Linked DNA regions of Mus musculus: region 2 is linked to region 1. A link is a contact called in ENCODE Hi-C or POLR2A ChIA-PET data. All regions are on one chromosome and are shown on one strand. The core of a region is the stretch at or near the end of the contact, and the rest is flanking DNA. Distances in the headings are between cores, read along the strand shown.

Region 1 (3,191 bases), core at 399-2,898:
ACAAGGGGCCTTTCCCCCTTGATCACTAATTGAGAAGATGCCTTCCAGTTGGATCTCATGGAGGCATTTCCTCAACTGAAGCTCCTTTCTCTGTGATAACTCCAGCTGTGTCAAGTTGACACAAAACCAGCCAGGACATATACATATTTATTTCCTCTCTATGACAACTGGGGAAGAGTTAACATGAAGGCAAGCGAATGTGTCCCAGTCAGAGACTGGCTCTACACTCAGATCTAAGAAAGGCTCAGTTGGAAAGCTGTAAGTCTTTCCTCTGAGGTTGCCATAAAGGAAGGTGCAAAGTCCACTGCCAAATCACACTTGGAATCTCAAAAGTTAAAGTGTAAACCAGGCAGGATATGAAGGCCTGCCTGTATTCCCCTATCTCAGAGGTGGGGGAAGAAGGTTCAGGAGTTCCAAGGTCAGCCTCCGGCTACTTAGCAAACTACTCAATACCAGCCAGGAAGACAAGAGAAGCCCTCAGAACACAGACGATAAACCTCAATCTCAAAACAACAAAACATTTTTAAGGCAAAAAGTTATCCTACCTGTCAGCTTAGGCTTGGAGTTGGAGAAAATTCCAAAGGTCACTTGGCCTTGGAGGGTCTGATCTTCCTCAGCTGCCGAGACCACCCCACCCCGACGCACTCTAGATGTAATAATTCCCAGAGGCCACGAGGTGGTGTGTGAGTTAGAGCTAAGGTTGTGGCCACGCAGAGGAAAGTCACGGGGGGGACCTAAAGGTGACAGTCCTTAAAACGAGTATTAACCGTTTCTCTGTTCAATTTGACGACCAGGACTCCAATTGAACGACCCAGTAATGGGCTCTAAACTCCTCCGCGGTCCATCGAACCTAATCTCAAGACTTTCCCACCACCTCAGAGAGCGCCTCAAACATTGCTCAGTCTGAAGTTTTCCAGACTGCTCTGGGGACTCTGCAGTTTACATATCTCTTACTGGTCCTACTCTGCACGTCTTTTCCCACATCTGGCCAGGCACCCACCTGTCTACTGAGCTTCAGCTCCAACTGGCCCCTTCCCGCCCTTTAATCCTCTGAACAACCTGGGCACGAACTCAGCTCTCTGTCTTTTACTCTCGCTTTGCTCCCAGCTGCCTTTTCACCATCCAATTAGATCTCTCCAAATGTGCTCCAAATATACTGTCCATGTTACAGACTGCAGTTTGTAGTGAGCGATTATTTCTAAGCTCTGCAAATGCCGAGTGAATTTAAGCACCCAGCCGCGTAGAAAGTTGAGTTAAACAACGGAATGAATGAAGAGAGAGAGAGAGAGAGATGGAGAGAGAGAGAGAATGAATGAATGAATGAATGAATGGACTTGAACTGCCATCATCCCATCAGATTTCAGATGCCTTGCATAGCCTTGGCAGACCAGCTCTAGGGTAGAGCTGACAAACTGCCAGAGGGGCGGAGTCTCGGTGAACCCCCGGGCTCTGGCGAGCCTGCGTGCCAGGTGAATTTTTGATTTTCATTTTCTAGTGAATCCGGGCAGGTGGCGCGGGGGCGGGGTGGGGTGAGGGGGAAACTGGGCGCCCCCCTTGGGAGACCGGTGGTGCGGCTGATCACCCCGGGGAGGGGGCGGGGCGGGGCGGGGCAGGGCGGGGAGGACACGCCCTCTCGCGGGCGCGGGCCGCCCAGAGGGATCTGTGCCGTGTGCCCGCGCCGCGCCGGGCCGGGCCGCGAAGGAGGCTGCCCTAGGCGGGCAGCGGCAGTGTAGAGCCGGGCCGGGAGGCCGATCCTGCGGGTCTGGAGTCCGGCGGGACCATGGGGACCGGGGCTGGTGGGCCGAGTGTCCTGGCGCTGCTGTTCGCCGTGTGTGCTCCGCTCCGGTTGCAGGCGGAGGAGCTGGGTGAGTGGGGGACTCGGGGCTCCGGGAGGGCTGTGTTGTGGGCCTCGGGGGAGCCTGGCGAGAGGCGGGCGGTCTCCGCCAGGCGGGGGATGGATTGAAGTCAGAGGGTGCATTTCGGATCGCGCCCCGATACTCTTTCCTTCCCCCCCATAAACGAGCCCGGCAGCTTGGCGCCTGTTCCCCGGCTGCCTTCGCGGTGTCCCCGCCCGGCCGGCCACTTAGTTCCCAGATTTCCCGACCCTTCCCGGCGGGTGCGAGTGGCCTGGCCCCGGGTGCTCGCCCGGCGTTGCCCCGCCAGCTCCTAGTCTCTGCCTGCAAGAGGGGGTTCTTCTGCGAGGCTGCCCCGGAGCCGACTGCAAACAGGGCCCCCGTTGCCTCACGCGTGTCCGGTGGTGATCGGAGTTGGAACCTTGCGACTCTGGTCCCTCAAGGGTATTTGAGCGAGTCGACTGCGGCCCAGGCTGCTTTTCCTCGGTAGCTGATCTTTGGCTTCCAGCGCCACCGAATTTTCTCTCAGACCACCAGATTAAGGCAGGAAACTGGTTTCCCAGCCCTACATGGCCCTACTCCATTAATCTGCTTTAATTAGTTCTCCTTGGATAGGACGAGCCACCTTTCTGTGGGTTCTCCCCCCCACCCCCCACCCTTTTCGGGTTTTGTTCCTCTCCTCCTGCCTTTGCTCCTCTGTAACTGGGGTTAATTAATGGCAGTGAGTTTATGCAGAATACTTGAATACCGCCCCCGCCCCCGCTATGCTTTCTGGGGGAACAGAAATCGAAGCTAAACTCATCGCTGGATTTTTTTTTTTTCATTGAACAATGTATTCGTTCACCCAAACATTCAGCAAGTTGATAGCATTAAAAAAAAGTGAAGTTATTTTGTTTAGAGTTACGGTAACACAGTCTAACGTGTGTTAGAATTGCACTGTGTAAGGTTTTATGAATGCTTTATAAACATGCTGTTTTGTTTGAGTTTTGGCGGCGCTCGGGAACTTGTGCAAGGCAAGCCTTTCAACAACCAAACTATATTCCAGTCATTGGATGTCTTAATAACTGAAGACACTTTCTCAAGTCGATATTTGAAACTGTAACATTCTACATTTATTTGGTGTGGGTTTTAAAGAAAATTTAGTTTTAGTGATGTGTATTTGTGTGTGGGTTGAGATGTACACGTTGAGTGCAGATACCCACCGAGACCATAAGCAACTAGTCTCTTGGACCTGCAGCTACAGGCAGAAGTGAGCCTGAAAGAACAGTATGTGCTTTTAACCTCTGAGACATCCTTGCAACCCCATTTTACATATTTTTATTGAATTTCTTGTTATTA
Region 2 (3,191 bases), core at 345-2,844, 180 kb after region 1:
CTCAGCCTTAGCTGACACTTGTAAATGTCTCTTTTATTTCCTCAGAGGAAGGGATGAGATGAGAGCTGTACCCAGGTTATATGGATACATGGCTTGGAATGAACCCAGAGTGTTTCCTTCTCTGTTCTAAATATCCCTAGATCTATGCCTGGAACCTTCTAGCCTCCATACAATCTAATCTTCTGAGCTGACTGATTCAATCTGGCTTCTTACTGAATTGCTCTGACTGGCTTCATACTAACTTTGGCAATATGTTCTAATATGTTCTGACTCTCATTCTCTGACTCATTCTGTCTTCACTTGTATCTAGTTTGTTCCCTCTGTAACCTATCTCAGTAAAACTGTTTTTGTAAAACTGCCATACACATATACTACCCACCTCCCCACTCCACCTCTCTCTCTCTCTCTCTCTCTCTCTCTCTCTCTCTCTCTCTCCTCCCTCCCATAACTAGCATCTGTTTCCTGTCTGTTTTTCTGTGAGTTGGACGTATCCTATCTCTCACTCAATTTTTTTCCTGATTCATAACTTTGCCCTTCAATTAAACATCAATTTCAAACATGGATGCTTCCTTCAACAAACTAGCCTTATCTTCATTGTCAGGGATTACAGGTATGTGCTAAGGGAGTGTGTGTATTCCAGCCAGATCATACTGTAATCCAGTGTGGATCATGGCCAGATCATATCTTTGGCTACGGTTATTGAGAGGAGCCATGTTGCCCAATTAAAATTCCTCCACAGGCATTTCCTGCCAAAGGCAACAAAACTTGCAGATGGACATGAGACTCACGTTTTAAACTAAAGCAAAGCAATTCTTACAGAAATGAGACCAATTAAAACAGGTGACAATGGCCAAAACATTAAGGCCTGTAGACATTTCCTAATGGGAAAAGGGGCTATACAGTAAAAAATATGTCTGTATTACACAGATCCAACTGTATCTGGGCACTGATTCTCTTCTCAGAGTGGCCACATTGAATCAGTTTCGCTTTTCTGTATTTACCTTCTATTGTGTCATTGGTCTATGAAGGACAGGTGGCAGAGCTTGATTTGTTAGGGACCCTAACAGTGTCAGACCCTAACAGTCTGTTTCCAGGTCCTATGCTGTAGGACTTCATTCCCATTCTGGGACGTTCTATTCTCGTCGGAAGATTGGACAAAGAACTGTGATGAGACCTCTCCAAGAACACTTGAGCCTTTGGGGACAAGAACACTTCTGTTTGGGGACCGTGGTCGATTTCCAGCATCTACACTTGCTGATGCGGTGGTGGATTCTCTCTGTGTAACTTCCAGTTCATTTAGATTGCTTTTAACTCCTTGGGAATCGTTTCTGTCATGGCCGTGAGGGGGAGATAGGCAACAAATCTCAAGCTGCAGATCCTCCCCTCAGTCTGAGGAACAGCCCAATCATTCCATAGGAGAAAGGCTAGAGGCGTTGGCGCGTCGCCCTCCTCATCCCCAGGGGGCGCCAGCGGCCCGGAGCCAGCCTCATTCTCAAGCGCACGCTCTCTTTAGCAGTGCGGTGGCGGCTCCAGCCACGACTCCCGGTCGCGTCGGAGTTCCCCGGCAGCCAATCAGAACTCTCCATGTACTAACGGGGGCGGGGCTGCGGAGGGCGGAGGAAGATGGCGGCGGGGGCTAGGTGAGGTGTTGGCAGTGGCGAGGGGCTCGGGCGCGGGGGGTGGGGGGACGCGGAGCGATGGCCCGCGCCGGCCGCTGGGGCGGATAAGACCCTGTCGCGCCGCGGGTGTGGGCCGGAGGGAGGTGACGGTGCCCGAGCGCCACAGGAGTATGACGGGGCTGTACGAGCTGGTGTGGCGGGTGCTGCACGCGCTGCTCTGCCTGCACCTCACGCTCACCTCCTGGCTCCGCGTTCGCTTCGGCACCTGGAACTGGATCTGGCGGCGCTGCTGTCGCGCCGCCTCCGCCGCGGTCCTAGCGCCGCTCGGCTTCACGCTCCGCAAGCCCCGGGCCGTCGGCAGGAACCGGCGTCATCACCGGCACCCGCACGGGGGACCGGGACCGGGACCGGGACCGGCCGCCACCCATCCTCGGCTGCGCTGGCGCGCGGACGTCCGGTCCCTGCAGAAGCTGCCGGTGCACATGGGCCTGTTGGTCACGGAGGAAGTGCAGGAGCCCAGCTTCTCAGACATCGCCAGCCTCGTGGTGTGGTGTATGGCCGTGGGGATCTCCTACATTAGCGTCTACGACCACCAAGGTGAGGCCGGGTGGGAGGTGGGGTGACCGAGGCACTTCCGAGTCTGAGGACTACGTTTCTAGCTAGTTTGTTCCCGGTCGTCCTGCGAGGCCGCCGCCCTCTCCAGGCCCTGCGAGTTTCGGTAGCCCTTGGCCCTTACACTGTGCTGGTGCTTTCGAGGAAGGGAGATCAGTCTTATTGAACGTTGACGTTGACAAAGTCTTTAGATTTGGTTAGTGTTTGTAACATGTAAAAGATATTTAATGTAGTCCGTTAAGGGAGGTGGTTTTCTCTGGCTTTGTTTCACGAAAGAGGGAGCTGACGTTCAGAACATTAACTGATTTGCCCAAGGTCATAAAAGTAACGGGGAGTTAACCAGTCTGTGCGCTCTTCAAAGTGTCTCTTCAAGGGGGTTCAATGAACTCATCTTAAGGGCGACCAAGCAGTGGCGGCTTTATACGTGAGCTGCATTGTAGGATTTCCAAATGAGCTCTCTTGGAGTTAGGTGGCATTTGAATGGGGTTTCTGAAAAGTGTGTGAGAGTTTTGATAGGCCTGGAAAAAGGCCTGAAATCACGTGTTGCCATTTCACCTTAGAGGCCAGTACAGTACTAGATACACTTGTGTTCCTTCAAGTAATCAAGGCAGTGGATTTCACCACGGGTTTGTTAAGGACAGAACTCAACACTTACTGCATGACAAGCCTAAAGCGTTAGTTATAATGGCAAATATATTTCTTGGAATTTTGCCTTCGTCTCAGGCTGGAGGGGAGAAAGGGACACACTCACAGAGGTGATGGATGACATTTGGGGAGTGTTTCTACTAGAAAGGAGATTCTGAAAGGAGGAACTTGAGAGTTGGGGTAGAGGAGATGAAATGTTAGTAGGGGATTGAAGACCAGGAGCGAGATAAAGAGGAGGCTCTAAATGTCAGCCTTGCATTTCCGTCAAGTCTAAGTGCCTTGGTGTTTCCTTAAAGCTAGAGATGGGCTGAGTAG

Evidence for each region. A loop is a pair of places that touch in the nucleus more often than their neighbours do. ChIA-PET counts read pairs that join two places held with the same protein, here RNA polymerase II (POLR2A).
Region 2: a map of gastrocnemius shows a loop between it and region 1 (2.1-fold over the local background). The contact joins the promoter of Nus1 here to the promoter of Dcbld1 in region 1. A Hi-C loop is called at or near these places in 1 of 37 maps with a recorded cell type or tissue (gastrocnemius). POLR2A ChIA-PET finds 5 or more read pairs at or near these places in 2 of 5 experiments (Patski and embryonic stem cell).

What each region holds. Positions count from the first base shown.
Region 1 is chr10:52,231,971-52,235,161 of GRCm38, forward strand. Dcbld1 (discoidin, CUB and LCCL domain containing 1) reads left to right here and starts at 1,649. Exons shown (of 11, transcript NM_025705.4): 1 at 1,649-1,865. The coding sequence starts at 1,781.
Region 2 is chr10:52,415,953-52,419,143 of GRCm38, forward strand. It overlaps Nus1 (NUS1 dehydrodolichyl diphosphate synthase subunit), which reads left to right and starts at 1,595. Exons shown (of 5, transcript NM_030250.2): 1 at 1,595-2,216. The coding sequence starts at 1,790.